2 separate regions of the Homo sapiens genome follow, and region 1 is linked to region 2. A link is a loop called in an ENCODE intact Hi-C map of the cell type or tissue named here. Cell type or tissue: chondrocyte. All regions are shown on one strand. Each heading gives the region's core, and the rest is flanking DNA. Links, peaks and the distances in the headings are about the cores only.

Evidence for each region. A loop is a pair of places that touch in the nucleus more often than their neighbours do. Peaks named below come from ENCODE experiments on the same cell type or tissue, not always from the same donor. Only the 100,000 strongest peaks of a DNase experiment are listed, where the experiment ranks them.
Region 1: it touches region 2 in a loop (2.6-fold over the local background); 6 of 110 quality-filtered maps call a loop at or near these places.

The regions. Positions count from the first base shown.
Region 1 is chr9:1,004,775-1,014,454 of GRCh38, forward strand. It overlaps the pseudogene H3P29. Among named protein-coding and RNA genes, the nearest start is that of DMRT3, 33 kb to the left of the region's middle. RefSeq lists a silencer at 4,424-4,623. In chondrocyte, for the core only: CTCF peaks have their summits at 4,513 (motif pointing left) and 4,715; a DNase peak (open chromatin) is centred at 4,531.
Region 2 is chr9:759,328-769,007 of GRCh38, forward strand. It overlaps LOC124902109 (a long non-coding RNA gene), which reads right to left and starts at 2,054. Exons shown (of 4, transcript XR_007061394.1): 1 at 1,972-2,054. RefSeq lists a silencer at 2,102-2,396. In chondrocyte, for the core only: CTCF peaks have their summits at 4,873 and 5,122; no DNase peak of the experiment used is centred there.

The DNA.
Region 1 (9,680 bases), core at 1,144-9,143, 250 kb after region 2:
TGTGATTTGAATTGGGAGCAAGTATAAGTTGCATGAATTGATGAAAGAGGAATTCCTGCAGCAAAGCGTACATGCATTGGTAATTTTACTAGATACTGCCAATTTGTCCCCTTATAGGTATTTTTCCAGTTTATACTCCCACCAATAAAGTACAAGAATGTCAGTTGCCCCACATCCCCAGTGAGTGTGTTTTCAGTTGTGATTTCCCACAACTTGAAAATCTCAGTATGCTTTCATTTGCATTCTCTTCTTATGAATGGAGGTGAGCTTTTCGTATGATGCCATCTGCATCAACAGCCATCTCTTTCTCGGAGTGCTGGAAGAACACTTGCCCTTGAACAGGTCTGTGACCCAAGCTCAAAGCTGGCAGAACCCATCGCAGCTTAACCACCAGGGTTTGTAGCTGAATGTCTTATGCAAGGAAGTGGTTGGTTTCTGCAGTGTGTTCTCATTAGAAATGCTTGGTCACTGAAACCAATCCTAACCAGGCTGATGGCGCCATCTATCTTTCTGAGATGGGTAAATGGAATGCAATGCAGTTTTACAAGCGGGATATTTGGGACCTGACATGGATGATTTCAGGGACCTGACCCTGATGATGAGCTCTGCCAGGGGCTGTGGATGCGTTCCATCAAAGCTGAAAATATCATCAACTTATTGAATTGTCTTTTGTCCTACTTGATGTCACTGAAGTGAGCATGTCTTTTTGATTTTTAAAAAATGTTTGGCCAGGTGTAGTGGCTCACGCCTGTAATCCGAGCACTTAGGAAGGTCGAGGCAGATGGATTGCTTGTGCCTAGGAGTTCCAGACTAGTCTGGACTACATGGAGAAACCCCGTCTCTACAAAACAATACACACAAAAAATTAGCCAGGTGTGGTGGCAAGAACCTGTAGTCCCAGCTACTTGGGAGGCTAAGGTGGGAGGATCACCTGAGCCCAGGGAGGTTGAAGCTGCAGTGAGCCGTGACTGCACCACTGCACTCTGGCCTGGGTGACGCAGTGAGACCCTGTCTCAAAAAACAAACAAAACAAAACTTTATTATTAAAAAAATAAAAGGCCCACATATATAGAGAATAGTGAAATGAACCCTAATCTACACATCACCAACATTAAGCAGTTACGAAGACTACACGACACTTGACCCATCCATCCCATTTCCTGTTTCTTCCTTTTGGATGAGGTAAGTAGTCTTTAAAGCAAATAATGTCATTTCACCCTTATGTACTTCAGTAAACATCTCTAAAAATGGGCATAGTCATATATAATTACAATGCCATGATCAGATCTGACAAAATTAAAAGTAATTCATTGGTATCATAAGACCGAGTTCATAAAAATCTCCGAGTTATCTCCAGCCTCGCTCCCCCTTTACCGTGGGTTTGTCTGATGGGGGTCCACACGCTGTATTTGGTTCTATGTTTCTTACGTCTCTTCATTTGCACAGTGGACGCCCCCTTTGTGAGGAAACGGAGTCCATTGCTCAGCAGAATCCTCTCCATTCTGAAACTGTGTGTTTGCTTCCTCGTGGAGTCACTTAATTTGTTCCTGGATCCCCCATGTTTCCTGTAGAGTGGAAGCAGATCTAGAGGCTTCTTTGATATGGGTTCAAATGTTTGAGGGAGATGTACTTCCCAGGAGATGCTGGTCCACTGCCTACTGCGTCACTTCCGAAAGGACACAGTGGGTCTTTTGTCCACCAGGCAAGATCAGTAGGGGTCAGTAACGTCAGCCAGACAACCCCTCCATTGCAAACTCCACTTTCCATCTTTTCTCTACAACCTTTCATTTGCTCACTATGTTGCTGGAATCAGTAATTTCAATTAGGGGTTGAAAAATGGGGATTTTCCTTTTTTTTTTTTTAATTTTTTTTTTGAGAGGAAGTCTCCCTCTGTTGCCCAGGCTGGAGTGCAGTGGCGCAATCTCGGCTCACTGCAACCTCCCGACTCCTGGGTTCAAGTGATTCTCCTGCCTCAGACTCCCGAGTGGAATTACAGGCACGCGCCACCACGCCCGGCTCATTTGTGTATTTTTAGTAGAGATGGCGTTTCGCCATGTTGGCCAGGCTGATCTTGAACTCCTGACCTCAGGTGATCCACCTGCCTTGGCCTCCCAAAGTGCTGGGATTATAGGCGTGAGCCACTGCACCCAGCGGGGATTTTCTAATTCTACCATTGCTTCCACATATTAGTTGGAGTTTTTTCTGTATATAAAGAAAACTAGAGTTATTTTGTCACCTTGGAATAGTTTATATCATTGTTAAAGTGGCCAATGGCTTCCTCAGGTTTCTTGTTTTTTAAGTAGTCTATCCTTCTCCAGTTGAGGAAACAAAGAACAGCATATTATGTTCAGGCCATGGAATTAGCCTAGGAAAGAAATAGCCTTTTTTTTTTAGCTTTCCTTATTACCATAGAATATTTAGCCCCAGATGTGTGTGAAATGTCATAATTACTAATCGATCCTTTCTACTTGCAGGCCTTACCCTTTGTCCCTGCCTTTGGTCTTTTCCTCAGGGTCTGTCTCCTCGAATCAGCAAAAGCATTGAGTTGTAATAAAGCATGTAGGCTGAAATATCATCACTGAAATCTCAGCACATTCCTTTCGCCCCAAAGCCAAACACCACTTAGTTGGATGATATTTGGATAATATGTTGCAATGACTCTCAGTTGTGTACACTTTAGTAAGAATTAATGCAACCAGCTTGCTTTCCATTTCACAGATTAGGTTGATGCGGGAGAGACAGGCCTGGAAAGGAAGTAGCAAAAAGAGGGCGTTGAATCACCAGGTGCAGGGCCCTTTCTAGATGGTTGTGGAGGCAGCTGTTGTTTTTTCAGCTAGTAGAAGCAGCTGACAGCATTTCATGCTAAGAAGAGATACTAGGAAGAAGGAAGAAGGGAAATAAAGATGTTCTGGGAACTTTTAGCTGCTAAAGAATGGGTTAGATACCCGATTATGGGCACCTGAAATCCCCATTCTTCCCCTACCACACCGTATCTCTGTAAGATATTTTTGCTGCAAGTCACACAATACTGGACTGAGAAAGGCCACTGTCTAGACATGTGCGTTTCTGAATAAATACCGACTGGGTGGTAGTGTAGCACAGTGGTTAAGTTCATAGGCTTTGGAGACAGATCTAACTGGGTTCAAGTCCTGGCTTCATCATTTGGGTTAGAGGCTTTAATGTCTTCAGCCCTCAATTTCCCCACCTGTAAAATGGGGATAATAACAAGGCCACAAGGCTACTGTGAAGATTAAGTGGACTTGAAGCCTTTACCACATTTCCTTTCATATAAGCCTTCAATATATAATAACTTTGAAAAAGTGAAAACAAAAAATGGAAAAGATTTTTTACTTCAAAAGAGGATTCCACCAGTTGGTAGAAAAAGATTTTATTTTCACTAATCCAGTGGGCACAAAGACTCCTCCAGGTATCCTTCTGTCATGCGAACAGGAGTGACCTGGTCAGCCACCGACAGCTGGATGCCCCTTAGACATTGCTAGGTTGTTCTGAATGTCAAAGATTTCTGGCCTGATGCGGAGGAAAGGGAACTCTTATATACTTTGGTGGAAATGTAAATTATTGGTACAGCCATTATGTAAAACAGTATGGAGATTTCTCAAGAAACTAAAAATAGAACTAACATATGATTCACCAATTCCACTGCTGGGTATTTATCCAAAGGTTAGGAAATCAGTATGTTGAAAGGATACATATACCCTCTTGTTTATTGCAGCATTGTTCACAATAGCAAACATGGAATCAACCTAAATACCCATCAATGGATGAATACATAAGGAAAATATGGTACATATGCACAATGTAATACTATTTGGCCATAAAAAAGAGTGAAATCATGTCAGTGGCAGCAACATGGATGGAACTGAAGGTCATCATGTTAAGTGAAATAAACCAAGTACAGAAAGACAAATGTCAAATGTTCTCACTCATATGTGGGAGCTAGAAACGCTGACCTCATGGAGATAGAGAGTAGTAGAATGACAGACACTAGAAGCTGGGAAGGGTGTGTAGTGGGAGATGGGGGTAAAGAGAGGTTGGTTAATGGGTACAAACACACAATTAGAAGAAATAAGTTCTAATGTTCGACAGCAGAGTAGGATGACCAGAGTTGACAACAAGGTATTGTATATTTCAAAAAAAAAAGCTAGAAGAGAGGACTTGAAGTGTTTGCAATACGTATAAATGATATTCGAGGTGATGGATACGATAAATAACCTGACTTGATCATTACACAGTCTATGCATGTAACCAAAGATACGCGTGTCTCATAAATATGTGCAAATATTTGCGTATCAATAAAAAATAAATATTTTAAAATGGAAAAAAGAAAGGCTCTGGCCTGATGAAAAGCATCTTGTAGCAGCCCTGATCTTTCACTTCCATCATTTTCGTTCTACGGATCTAAGCATCGTGTCCTAAAGCGGGGCTGAAACAAGCCTCACCAGCACCGGGCGGACACTCTGTGCTCCTCGAGCCAATGGCGCCATCTAGTGGTGCTGTTGCGCTAACACAGCCTGGCCCTGGGCCCAGGTTTTGTGGCCACTCTCAGAGTTACCCTGAGTGTTCACAAGAATAAGCTTCAGCGACGTCTTCTTGTCTTTCACGCTTACTAAAGTGCAGTCGGCTGCCTGGGCTCCCATCAGCTCCTCAGAAGGTGGGAACATTGCTCACTGTTCCTCTCTTTCTGGCTCTGCCTCACTCCTGTGCCTCTCACTGTGGCATGTGGGTGACATGCTGGGACATGCTGGTGATGCCATTTCTCTGCGTGGTCCCATTTATCCTTTGGAGAACTGATGACAAATGATAGGTACCTAGGCAAAAATCATATGTCCTGTTCTGAAGTAGGATTTAAGGGGATGTTTCTGTCTTTTCCATGCCCTTCCTGGAACCCTAAGAATTTGTGAATGTCCAGTAGCTATAATTAGAAGTGGCTAGCTTCAGGGTCCAATGTGTGATTGGCTCTTACTCTATGATGACCCGACCTCACTCCACAAAAGTCCCAGAAAATTTCCAAAAAGTAGTCTCTGTACATCGCCTTCCGTGCTTTAGACAGGACATCTGCCACACTGAGTCTGAGGACACGGGGCACTAAGCGTACCCAGGCAAGATCATTAGCTGAGTTAGCTCTAAAAGCTCGCTACCAAGTGTGGTCTAAGGAGTAGCAGCAGTACCATCACTGAGAGCTGGCTAGAAGGCAGACTCTGGAGCCACGCTGTAGACATACTGATTCAGAATCTGAAGTTTAGCTAGACCCTAGAGATTGGCGCACTCACTAACATTTGAAAAGCACCGAACTGTGGCAGTGACTCTCAACTTTGGCATCACAATAGAACGACCCAGAGGGCTTCTAAAGATCTGGATACCTGGCCCTCGCTCCAGACTGATTCTAATCTCTGGGGGTGGGAAGTGGTGTGGTGGTAGGACAAACATTGAGAAAGAGGTTGACCATTTAGAGCAGGACCATTCAATTACCCAGAGCTGGATTTTACCACAGTGAGGGTACAGGAAGTTGGCCTATAGCTCCTTCCTGAAGATCTCACAAAAGGAACAAAAAGTGCCAAAACTCAGCAAAAACTCTCCAGTAGTAAACAAATTAGGTTAAGAGGCACAAATTCTTGTTAGAAACTTTAAAACATGGTGGCCAAGAAAATAATCGAAGCTTCTAGTGTAGACCACACAGGTACCTACCAATCCCATCCTACCTGCCTGGAGTGATTCAAGAAAAGGAGGCTGGTGATGAAATTCTGAGAATTCTCACTAATATCCACCGATGTAAAGAAAAGAAAACCTACGGAGTAAATAGGCAGCCTGTGGGAAAGGTTAAGAGTATTGTGATTTTTTTCCCCCAAGACAGAGGTCTCACTCTGTCTCCTGGGCTGGAGTGCAGTAGCATGATCACAGTTCACTGAAGCCCTGAACTCTTGGGCTCAAGTGACCCTCCTGTCTCAGCTGCCCGAGTAGCTGGGATTACAGGGCAGGCTACCACACCTGGCTAATTCTTAAAACAATTTCTCATAGAGATGGGGTGTTGCTATGTTGCCCAGGCTGGTTTCGAGCTCCTGGCCTCAAGTGATGCTCCTGCTTCTGCGCCCCCAAAGTGTTGGGGTCACAGGCTTGAGCCACCACACCCAACCTGAAAAATTGTGTTCTAACAAGCCCTCCTGGTAGTCCTGATGCTCACTAACATTTGAAAACTGCCGATGTTAAACGGTCTCCAAATTGTGTTCGCAGCCACCACTAGCTTGCTGAGCTCCAGCTGAGGAAGGTGGGTAGGGAAGGAAGTTTCTATACTGTGGCTCCTACCATGCTGACTGCCCACAAATCAACTGGGGGTAAAGCACCTAGGAAGCAGCTGGTTACAAATGCTGCTCACAAGAGTGGGCCTCATATTGGAGGGCTAAAGAAACCTCATCGTTACTGGCCTAGCACTGTGCCACTCCATGAAATTAGATGGTCTCAGAAGTCCACTGAACTTACAACTCAAAACTTCCTTTGCAGCACCTGGTGAGAGAAATTGCACGGGACATCAAAACAGATCTGTGCTTCTAGAGTGCAGCTGTTGGTGCTTTGCAGGAGGCAAGGGAGGCCTACCTGGTTGGCCTTTTTTTGTTTTTTGAGATAGAGTCTCACTTTGTCACCCAGGCTGGAGTGCAATGGCGCGATCCCAGCTCATTGCAACCTCTGCCCCCGCTTCCCCTGGGTTCAAGCGATTCTCCCACCTCAGCCTCCTGAGTAGCTGGGATTACAGGCATGCGCCATCACACCAGGCTAATTTTTTTTTTTTGTATTTTTAGTAGAGACAGGGTTTCACCATGTTGGCCGGGCTAGTCTTGAACTCCTGACCTCAAGTAATCTACCCGCCTCGGCCTCCCAAAGTACTGGGATTACAGGCGTGAGCCACTGCAGCTGGCCTGGTTGGCCTTTTTTAAGATACCAACCTGTGTGCCATCCATGCCAGACATGTAACAATTATGCCAAAAGGCATCCAGCTAGCACGTGGAGAACAGCTTAATAATCTACCATGAGGAGAAACACGTTTCGTTCTCAAAAAAATAAAAACTCTCTTCTTCCTGTTTTTGGTAGTTGTGAACAATAGACATTTTTTTTCGTGGGGCCAAAAGGTACTTAAGTATATGATTGTGACTGGAAAAACAGGAGACAGAAATCAGGTATGGGCAGTTTTTCCATTTTCATCTGAGTGTGAATTGTTCATATAAATGAGATGTACAGCATTCATGCAAGTCAAAAGTTTTGTTGAACAAGTTTCAGCAGTTCAACTTTATAGCAATTACAAATACACCTGTTAAATGTTTCTGGACGATGCCAGCATTTGCATTTTTTAAAAACAAGCAAATTTCTTATTGACTGCAACTAACTGGTGTTTGTAGCACTTTTATCATACAGCAGATTCCATCCACAGACTTTTCTAACTGAGTTGTCCTACATGCAAGTATATATTTTTAATGTTGGCTGTCTTCTGTGCCGTTCCTGTATTAAAATACATGAAGCTATAAAAAATAATACTCCAGGTGATTGTTGCTCTCTGCCAACTTAAGTCCGGTATTGTCACGTCTTTGATTTTGTTTTTCAAGAGAAGCTGAAATTCTGAATTTTTATGTGTCACCTCCCAACTTTTAAATGTTGGCAACAAATTTGCCTTTTCGAAAAAAAGAAAAAAAAAAAGAAAAAACCAGACAGACCAAAGAAAATAAAAGTTTGTTTCATGAGGTGTTAATTTTGTGCCACTGATTATAGAACATCTGGATGGCATTGCCCACCTTAAGCATGAAAAAGATGAAAAGAAATGACATTGGCCGGCGTGGTGGCTCACGCCTGTAATCCCAGCACTTTGGGAGGCTGAGACAGGTGGATCACCTGAGGTCAGGAGTTCGAGACCAGCCTGGTCAACATGGTGAAACCCCGTCTCTACTAGAAATACCAAAATTAGCTGGGCGTGGTGGCAGGTGCCTGTAATCCCTGCTACTTGGGAGGCTGAGTCAGGAGAATCGCTTGAACCTGGGAGGTGGCAGTTGCAGTGAGTCGAGATTGTGCCACTGCACTCCAGCCTGGGCAACAGAGCAAGACTCCGTCTAAAAAAAAAAAAACATGAAAATGTATAGAATATTAGAGAAGAAAAGATACCAGAGGGACAGAACACACAAAGATAGATGGACAAGCTAGTGTAGAAGAGAAAAATACCCACAGGAGAAGAGAGCTAAAAACCTGAGATGATACAACGGCAAGAACATGGAACTGTTATACATTAGGAGACTTCGGACATATCCCTGTTTTTCACCTGCCAATAGATCAACAACGCGGCAACTGAGTGAACACACTTTTCAAAGCCAACCAGTCAGTGTCAGGTCTCCCTTCTGAAAGGAGGAAGTTCAATTAAACAGGCCTCCAAGTGTCAACCAATCAACAACAGTGTCATCAATGACGTCAGCCCACTTACACCCCTGGAAATCCTGTCTCTAACTTCCACCTTCCCCTAAACCCTGTATGAGATCCATAGTCAGCTCTGCTGATCAGCACAGTTGTCTCTTATAAAGCAGTAACTTCAGTTTTGTCTTTTTATCTTATATATTGAATAGTGGTCTCATCTGACAAATTCAAGAATGAAAAAGTTGAAGTAAAAGAAAGAGGTGGGTGGTGAAAAGTGAACAATGTAAATTAGAATTAAGAAAATGACCACAAGGTTTATGATCACTGAATAGGACATAAATATATTATAAAAGACAAGATAACAAAACTAACAGCGACAAAACAGAAGTTTGGGAGAGGGAAGTGGGAAGAAGTTTAAAAAGTTTAATTTCCTAATTTTTATATCTGGTATCACTCATCAATATCTAAAATTCAGACAAGGAGTTTAAAAATGATTCTAACATCTTAATGTCTTCTCAAGTTATTTTTGTTATAATAAAATTTAAATATGCATGAACGTAACTAGTTATAATCTTGATAGCCTCATAGTTCTTATACAAAGTAAATACAAACAAAGCCAATAAAATTCAGATTATCAATTATTTAAAAATAGATGTTGAGTACAGCATTCATACAGAAAAGAGCGCAAGTCACTGGCTAGCCAAATGTTTTTTTCACAAGGTGAACACAGGCATGCAATCAGCACCTGGACCAAGACTGAAAACAGTGCCAGGACCTCAAAGCCTCCTCTCCTTCCTACTGCCAGCCCCTCCATCAAAGGCAACTCTCAAGGTGATTTCTGACACCACAGATTCATTTTGCCTTTTTTGAACTTTATAACAATGGAATCATAAAGTTTGTCCTCTTTCATGACTGGCTGCTTTCATTCAGCATTATGTCTGCGGCCCATTCATCTGTATTGTTGCGTGCGGTTGCTTCTTTTCATTTTTGTACAGTATTCTATTATGTGAATATACCACATTGTATCCATTCTACTGATAATGGACATTTGAGCTATTTCTGGGTGTGGTTACTACAAAGAGTGCTTCTATGAGCATTCTTACACATGTCTTTTGGTGAACATATGTACATATATCTGTTATGTATATTCGTAGAAATAGAATTGCTCAGGCAGAGTATACATATGTTCAGTTTAACTAGATGCTGCCAAACAGTTATCCAAAAGTTTGTAGCAATTTATACTTCTACCAGCAGTGCATGAAAGTGTCAGATGTTCT
Region 2 (9,680 bases), core at 878-8,877:
TGAAGCTCAGACTGGCTTCACTACTTAGCGGGAAGGCTGATCAGAAAGAGCAGGCCTCCTGCCTTCTAAGCCAAGACTTTTGCCACTACTCCAAGCTACTGACAAGCCTGCTTTGCCTTGACACCCTTTATTTCATATTCTGTTCCAATTCCAAGTCGTGAAAAATAACAAACCCTTAGCACTTAACCACACAGCAGGCGCTGTTCTGAGTGGTTTGCTCACGTTCCCTTATTTTCTCCTTTCCAGAAACCTATAAAGTAGTTGAACACCATTACTATCCCCTTTTTATAGATGAAGCAACATAAACATCGAGAGGTTAAGTAACTTGTCCGAGATCACACAGCTATTAGTGAGAAAGCCAGGCAGACCTGCACCAAGTCCCTGCACTGAATCACTTCGCCACACTGCCACTCTTGCAGAGAGAAAAGCATTCTTCACCAAAACAACACCGTATTTCTAGTGGTAAGAGACTCAAATTCCAGACAAGAAATCAAATACGGTGTCCTGTAACAGATTAACTTAGGAAGACAAATGTATTCCAAAGGCAAGACTGCAAGTTATACCTGCCTTTACACAAACATCGACGGTCCCAAAATTCTGCATGGGGCTTGTGAGACAGTCTCTTCCTCTGACTATGACAATCTAGGAACAACAGGACAAAAAACAATTCTTCAGGCCCAGAACTGGTTCCCTGACACATTCTAGACCCTGCTTAAGGACACAGAAGTCTGATTCTGGAGATGCCCTTGCTCTTGAAGACCCAACTGTGCAGTGTTCTGCGTGCCTGAGTCCCACGCCCCAGCCTACCATGGCCACCATGGCGGGTTTGGCCAGTACTCTACAAAGCCCAGAAGCATCAGGCACCTGAGAACCATGCCCTTGTTACATTTAAGTCATGTGACTCACTGACTAGGAAGACAGAAACTTCTAGAAAGAAAGCCAAAGAGAATCCACAGCTGCTTTCTGCAAGCCAGATTTACTTGAAAATGCAAGTGATGAGGCTGTCACTCCCACCCTGAGGATGAGGGGAAGGAGGAGGGAGGCTTTGCTGTCTCCCAGAAAATCAACAAGAACACAGTTTCCAGGCGCTGTGGAGAAAATGTATTATTCGGAAGTCTGAGCTCCAAGAGACTCCTTGTCCTTGCAGTGGGGCCATCTGTGTTCTCTAGGTTGTGGTTTTCGCCGGCAAGTCTAAACACTTCCATTGATCGGTCAACAAGAACAGAACTTATTTACCTGCCACAGTACCTCGGGCTGTAGCTCTGATAAGGGCCCCTCAAGGTGCCCTTCCCAAGCGACCAGCCTGCTTGCTTCTGCTATTTCCTTTTTATTCAGGAATGCCTCATGCTACTAAAATAGCAGACAAGGTTTAAATACACTGCTACTTTGTGTGTCTAGCCATTTTAAAAAATTATTTTCAACCTTACCACCAGTATTAACATCTCCTACATCAGAAGAAAGGTGCCACAGGAATCAGGGTGCTACACAGCATAGGGTTTGGGGGACACACTCCTGTGATACTCCATTGTATTAGGGCTCTCCAGAGGAGCAGAACCAATAGGATATATATAGATGTATAGAAAGTGATCGACTACAAGGGACTGGCATATGCAATTACTGAGGCCAGGAAGTCCTGTGGTCTGCCATCTGTGAGGTGGAGGCCCAGGAAAGCCAGGGGTGTGGCTCCAGCCCAGACCCAAAGGCCTAAGAACCAGGGAAGCCAGTGTCTGAGGGCAGGAGAGGATGGAGGTCCCAGCTCAAGCAGAACGGGAACTCTATCTTCCTACACGTTGTTGTCCTATTCAAGCCCTCCGTAGACTGAATGGTACCCACCCGCAGTGGTGAGGAAAGCCTTCTTTACTCGGTCACCAATTCAAATGCTCATCCCTTTCAGAGACACCCACGCAGAGGTGTGCCAGCTTTCTGGGCATCCCTTGACAGTCAAATTGACACATAAAAGAACCATTATACCTTCTTGTCCAGAAGTCTTTGCAGATAACCGTCCATGAATTCTAATGAAGCCTGGGAACCTATCCAGAGCTGGGGCAAGAAAGGATCCATGCAAGTAGGAAACTAGCAAAACCTGCAGGCTCCAGCATCCTGCCAGTCATCTGCAGACCCCAGAGGGGTCCACAAGCAAGTGCTCAACAACACCGTCCTAGTTACATTCGGGTCATGTGGCTTCTTGACCAGGAAGAGAGAAACCTCTCAAACAAAAGCTAAAGAGAATCCACAGCTGCCTTCTCCAAACCTGTTACAGCTGGAAAAGCAAGTGATGAGGAAATCACATGAGCTCATGCTTGTGAAGCACTCTGTACAAACAGGCACTGTGGAAGCATTCACTATTTTGTTAACGATAAGGTCATTTTTTTCCTCGAGGTCAGGTTGTTCATTCCAGTTTCACTCACTGGCATCTCTCCCCAGAGCACACAGGCACTCACACAAAAATAACTGTCTTCCTAGTTATCCCACAGGTATGGACAATCGCTGGTACGACCATTGGATTGTCCACTGCCTTGCTGAGTTCCAGCAGGCTGCTCTGATGGGGAACAAAAAAAAAAAGCAACCTGTGGGCAGCGAGGAGGTTTTTCTAGGGAATCTGCGTAGACTGTCTTTGTCAAATGTGGGAAGGAAAGGGGTCCTCCCAGGAATTAGGATCTGCTGCGAGGTTGTGCCAGGGCATCCACGCCTGCGTTTCTCTCAGTGTTGGCCTCGCTGATCCCACCATCCCTCCAGGTGCGCTGTAGAACTTCCAAGACTCATTGCCATGAATATGTTAGCTAGGTGGTCGTCAAGTCTACAGGTTCTTCCTCCCCACAGCTCTTGGGTCCACCCTCTTCCACTGCTGCTAACACAGTTCAGGGCACCATCATTTCTTCTGGACTGCTGCAAGGTCATCAGAACTGGTCTCCCCAATGTCAGCCCTGCCGCTTTCAGTACAGTCATGTTATTCCCTGTTGAAAGCCACTCAATGGCTTCAGCTCGGTCTGGCATGATGAAGCTTCCTCCGTAATCTGGGTTCAGCTCCATCACACTCCTCCCACACCTCCAACTGAGCTAAACCAAAATGCCACAGGAGTTCCTGACCTTAAGCCCTTGTGTCACTCACTTTATTATTCATAGTTTGTCCCCAGTGTTGCAACCAAGAGCTGAGGCTCCTTGGGCTCTCTCATTTTTGAACATCAAATGCAGGTCTCCTTTGCCATGCAATGTGACTGTCTGATTCACAAGAGCATGGCCCTGCAAGTGTATGCCAGGTGGCCCTACCCACATCAGCAGATACATTGGCAGACAATCAGGATGGATCAGGACAATCTCTCTGAATACATCCATCCATTTGGAAGGAAGGCAATCAAGATGGAGATTAAAACCAGCTTAACATGGAACTAGAGAGGCAAAACAGCCTCCCTTGTGAGGTTCTGAGTTGTAGAGTAGGAAGGTGGCATGTCCTTGCCTCACTACCCCTTCGTTCCCATTCGGTGGCTGACAGCTTCTGTTTCTCATTTCTTATTAGACTAAAGCTTGACTCTTGCTCTGCTGTTTCTTTTCATTGATGAAGCTTAAATAACCAGTAATCACAGCATGCAAAATAGTGTGCACCAGACTTCATATAGTTAAAGTGAGAGTCTTCATTTTTGAAAATATGCTCCAGGCAACTTTGGAAAAAGCAGAATTACTTCCTCTTGTAGGCCACTGGACAGACCCTACTTCGTCCTAAAGTAAGGTGAAGGCCAAAAGACGGGCTTCCAGGGCCAACTACACTACACCTACCTTTTGCCTTAACTTTATTCACTTGTGGGCAACATCAAAAGATGAGCCTATTTTGGGGCCGGCCGCAGTGGCTCACGCCTGTAATCCCAGCACTTTGGAAGGCCGAGGCGGGTGGATCACGAGGTCAGGAGATCGAGACCATCCCGGCTAACACGGTGAAACCCCATCTCTACTAAAAATACAAAAAATTAGCCGGGCGTGGTGGCTCACGCTTGTAGTCCCAGCTACTCGGGAGGCTGAGGAAGGAGAATGGCGTGAACCCAGGAAGCGGAGCTTGCAGGGAGCCGAGATTGCACCAGCGCACTCCAGCTTGGGCGACAGAGCGATACCCCGTCTCAAAAATAAATAAATAAAAAATAAAAAATAAAAATGGAAAGAGAACTACTTCTTTCAAAAACTAGGTGGAGGTCGGACACAGTGGCTCACGCCCGTAATCATAGCACTTTGGGAGGCCAAGGCAGGCGGATCACTCGAGATCAGGAGTTCGAGACCAGCCTGGCCAACATGGCGAAACTCCCTCTCTACTGAAAATACAAAAAAAATGAGCTGGGCATGGTGGTGGGCGCCTGTAATCCCAGCTGTTCCGGAATCTGAGGCAGGAGAATCGCGTGAGCTGAGGAGGCAGAGGTTGCAGTAAGTGGAGAGGGCACCACTGCACTCCAGCCTGGGCGACAGAGTAAAATAAAAGTAATTTTAAAAACTAAGTGGAAATTAAATGAAATTTAATATTAAATGTTTCCAAATAAAACATTATAATTTATTAAAATCCTTTTTAAAAAACTTTAAAAATCTTTTTGAAAAAAACTTTCTAAAAAGCAATTTAAAGGGAATCTTTGCCTTTTACAGTATTGAGTCCACTGCTCTTTTCCTTTCCTCTTTCGTTCTTTAATTCCTTCATGTCTCGCAATAAAGGAAGAAACACGTACAGTTTGGGCATATATCTAGTTGCACATATCCTGGCCCTAGTGTAAAAGACCACAGGGTTTACAGGAGCGCGTAGCCTTTTCTTAATTTAAAAGAATACAGGACGCAGGAGAGAACCACACCCCGCAGACCCAGGCGTAGCGAGTTGTCTGCCCTGTGGCACTCTGTCACCTAGTGTCTGAATCTGCATATTGCACTCTCCTCGATATCCCTTGGTCTGCGAAGGATGAAGTTCCTTCCACCATACGGCCACCGCCATCACCATCACCTTACGACCAACCCCAATGCTCTGCAATGGAGAACAAGCGCCACCATGTTGCAGGGTTCCAGAAAGCAGCAGCTCTGGAACCAGACAGACCTAACTTAGACTCCTAGCTTCCCGTTTACCAGCCGAGACTTTGAGCAAGGGACTTTACCTTTTTAAGCCCTAGTTTCTACATCTATAGAATATGGATGGTAAAAATGCCTGTCTCTAGACTTGTAACCACTGAGCTTCTAGAAAGCCAAATGGGTATGATGTTATAAACATTAAATGAAATATCACAGATAAAGTGCCTGCAAAGCATAGATCAGGCTGGGTGCAGTGGCTCAGGCCTATAATCTCAGCACTTTGGGAGGCTGATGCAAGCAGATCACTTGAGGTCAGGAGTTCAAGACCAGCCTGGGCAACAGGGTGAAACCCCACGAGGACTAAATTATGTTTTTTTATCTTGCCCAAACTCCTATCTAAGGGGTCTGGGGCATCACGCCCTACAAATCACAAATTCTCATCAGATGGGTTTTAATTAGCCCTATATATTGTGACTTACTTTCCAAACTGACTCTGGCATAACATGAGACAAGGGAGAAAATCAAAATATTTTACCCCAAAACATGTTCGTCATATTTTGTAATGGCCCTGCAAAGCTGTTCTGTATAGGGGAAAATTTGCATCTGTAAAGAATCTATTAACACAGCTAGATCCTTTTCTTCCAGACCCTCCCAATCCTAAAGAGATTAACTAAGATCTAAATAAGAAACATTTGTCATCTGTTGTCTCTAAGGGCAGCACTATGAGACTTCAAAACAACTTAGGTCTCCACAATCTTTATCTTAACCTGAACATTCCTTTTCTATGAATCCCAGGTCTTCAGACAAACTCAACCAATTGTCAAAATACTTAAACTCACCTATAGCCTGGAAACCCGCGCCCCACCCTCTCAACCCTTTGACTTGCCCCCACCTTTCTGGACTAAACCAATGTAGTGCTCAAATGTATTTGATTGATGTCTCTTGCCTCCCTGAAATGTATAAAACCAAGCTGCACCCTGTCCACTTTGGGCACATGTTTTCAGGACCTCCTGGGGGCTGTGTCACTCATATTTGGCTCAGAATAAATGTCTTCAAATACTTTACAGAGTTTGACTCTTTTCGTCGACATGCTCTAAACCTTGCCTCAGTCTCTCCCTCTGCCTTATGCCCCTCAAATTCTTTCTTCTGAGGTGGCAAGCACTGAAGTTGCTGCAGACCCATACAGATTCGCTGCCAACATCCTGACCTGTCATTTTATGGGTAAGGAAACTAAACTACAAGGTCCTTAAATGGTCTCTCCACAGTATTAGCCAAACCTGAACAAGATCCCAGGTGTTCCGAATTCCCATCCAAAAGAAAAGGGGAAACCCAATCCCGTTTCCATCTCACCCAGGATCTATTGTCTTCCCAAAGCACTTTACTTTCTTTCCTGCCCAGCTGTTGAAATATCAAACTGTACTAAGATTTTGGCCATGATGGACTCTGTTCTCTGCACACTAAGACATTTATCTTCCTGGTCATCATAAATATTAATAAGTAATATTTGTTGCTGTTTACTGAGCAGTGTGTAAGCATCCATATTATTTAATGGAAGTTTTTCTAGCTGTGTTTTAAAGTTGCAGCATTTGAATGAATGAATGACTTCTGAGCCAAAGTGAGAAAAAACAAACAAGACACAAATGAGTTTTTTCTAAACTATTTTTCTCCCCGAAATTAGCTCTGCTACTTTGCACAAGTCTCCTTTCCTAAGATCCAGCTTCTCATCTGTTCAATGCGGATATGAACATCTACAAGTTTATGGTAAAGTTTAAAAGCACATTTGTCTGATACTAAGTAGCTAATAAACAATCGTTACTGTCATTACCCCAGTTGGCAATTTGAGCAGGGCTTCACAGGGAGTTTGGGTGACAGGCGATAAAGTAAAGGACATTATGGAAAGTCTGAAAGAATGTAATAAGGATAATATATTTTAGATGTATTTTTCTCTTTTATATTTTGTAAATGACTTTTCCCCTAGTAAGCCTAAGGTGATTCTTATGCCTCAGGGAGGTTTGAGACTATTATAGGAGGAATGTAAATAGAAAAAAAAAAAGATAGATCTAGTTTTTGATTTCCAATTTGAGTTCCTAGAAAAACTGAGGACTGGGGGTGGCTCCGGCAAGATGGCCAAATAGGAACAGCTCTGGTCTGCAGATCCCAGCAAGACAAATGCAGAAGGCGGATGATTTCTGCATTGCCAACTGAGGTACCCTGGCCATCTCATTAGGACTGGTTAGACAGTGGGTACAGCCCACAGAAGGCAAGCAGAAGCAGGGTGAGGCGTTGCCTTACCCTGGAAGCGCAAGGACCCAGGGGCCTCCCTCCCCAAGCCAAGGAAAGTTGTAAGGGACTGTGCTCTCTGGCCCAGGTACTATGCTTTTCCCATGGTTTTTGCAATCTGCAAATGAGATCCTCTCATGTGCCTACACCACCAGGGCCCTGGGTTTCAAGCTCAAAACTAGGTGGCTGTTTGGGCAGACACCAACCTAGCTGCAGGTTTTTTTTTTGTACCCTGGCAGTGCCCGGAACCCCAGCGAGACAGAACTGTTCACTCCCCTGGAAAGGGGGCTGAAGCCAGGGAGCCAAGTGGTCTCACTCAACAGGTCCCACTCCCATGGAACCCAGCAAGCTAAAAACCACTGGCTTAAAATTCTTGCGGCCAGCACAGCAGTCTGAAGTCCACCTGGGACGTTCGAGTTTGGTTGGGGGAGGGATGTCCATCATTACTGAGGCTTGGGTAGGTGGCTTTCCCCTGACAGTGCTAAGGATGCCAGGAAGTTTGGACTGGGCGGAACTCACCACAGGACTGCAAAGCGGCTGTGGCCAGACTGCCTCTCTAGAGTCCTCCTCACTGGGCAGGGCATCTCTGAAAGAAAGGGAGCAACCCAGTCAGGGTCTTACAGATAAAACTCCCATCTACCTGGGACAGAGCACCTGGGGGAAGGGGCAGCTGTGGGCGCAGCTTCAGCAGACTTAAACGTTCCTGCCTGCCGGCTCTGAAGAGAGCAGCAGATCTCCCAGCACAGCGCTCGAGCTCTGCTAAGGAACAGACTGCCTCAAGTGGGTCCCTGACCTCGGTGCCTCCTGACTGGGAGAGACCACCCAACAGGGGTCGACAGACACCTCATACAGGAGAGCTCTGGTTGGCATCAGGCTAGTGCCCCTCTGGGATGAAGCTTCCAGAGGAAGGGCCAGGCAGCAATCTTTCTGTTCTGCAGCCTCCGCTGGTGATACCCACGCAAACAGGGCCTGGAGTGGACCTCCAGCAAGGTGCAGCAGACCTGCAGAAGACAGTCCTGTTAGAAGAGAAACTGACAAAAAGCAGTAACATCAACATCAACAAAAAGGATCCCCACACAAAAACCCCATCCAAAGGTCACCAGCCTCAAAGATTGAGGGTAGATAAATCCACAAAGATGAGGAAAAAGCAGCGCAAAAATGCTGAAACTTCCAAAAACCAGAATGCCTCTTCTCCAAATGATTGCAACTCCTCTCCAACAAGGGCACAAAACTGGATGGAGAGTGAGTTTGACAAATTAACAGAAGTAGGCTACAGAAGGTGGGTAATCAACTCCTCTGAGCTAAAGGAGCATGTTCTAACCAAAAGCAAAAAAGCTAAGAACCTTGATAAAATGTTACAGAGACTGCTAACCAGAATAACCAGTTTAGAAAAGAACATAAATGACCTGATGGAGCTGAGAAACATAGCACAAGAACTTCGTGAAGTGTACACAAGTATCAATAGCCAAATCAATCAAGTGGAAAAAAGGATCAGAGATTGAAGATCAACTTACCGAAATAAGTTATGAAGACAAGATTAGAGAAGAAAGAATGAAAAGGAACGAACAAAGCCTCCAAGAAATATGGGACTATGTGAAAAGACCTACAACTGATTGGTGTACCCGAAAGTGAAAGGGAGAAAGGAATCAAGTTGGAAAACACATTTCAGGATATTATCCAAGAGAACTTCCACAACCTAGTAAAACAGGCCAACATTCAAATTCAGGAAATACAGAGAACACTACTAAGATACTCAAGAAGAGCAACCCCAAGACACATAATTCTCAGATTCTTCAAGGTTGAAACGAAGGAAAAAATGTTAAGGGCAGCCAGAGAGAAAGGTCGGGTTACCCACAAAGGGAAGCCCATCAGTCTAACAGCAGATCTCTCTACAGAAACCCTATAAGTCAGAAGAGAGTGGGGGCCAATATTCAACATTCTTAAAGAATTTTCAACCCAGAATTTCATATCCAGCCAAACTAAGCTTCATAAGCAAAGGAGAATTAAAATCCTTTATATACAAGCAAATGCTGAGAGATTTTGTCACTACCAGGCCTGCCTTACAAGAGCTCCTGAAGGAAGCACTAAATATGGAAGAGAAAAACTGGTACCATCCACTGCAAAAACACATCAAAATGTAAAGACCAATGACACTATGAAGAAATTGCATCAATTAATGTGCAGAATAACCAGCTAGCATCATGATGACAGGATCAAATTCACATATAACAATATTAACCTTAAATGTAGATGGCCTAAATGCCCCAGTTAAAAGACACAGACTGGCAAATTGGATAAAGTGACCCATCGGTGTGCTGTATTCAGGAGCTAAGACCCATCGGTGTGCTGTATTCAGGAGACACATCACACGTGCA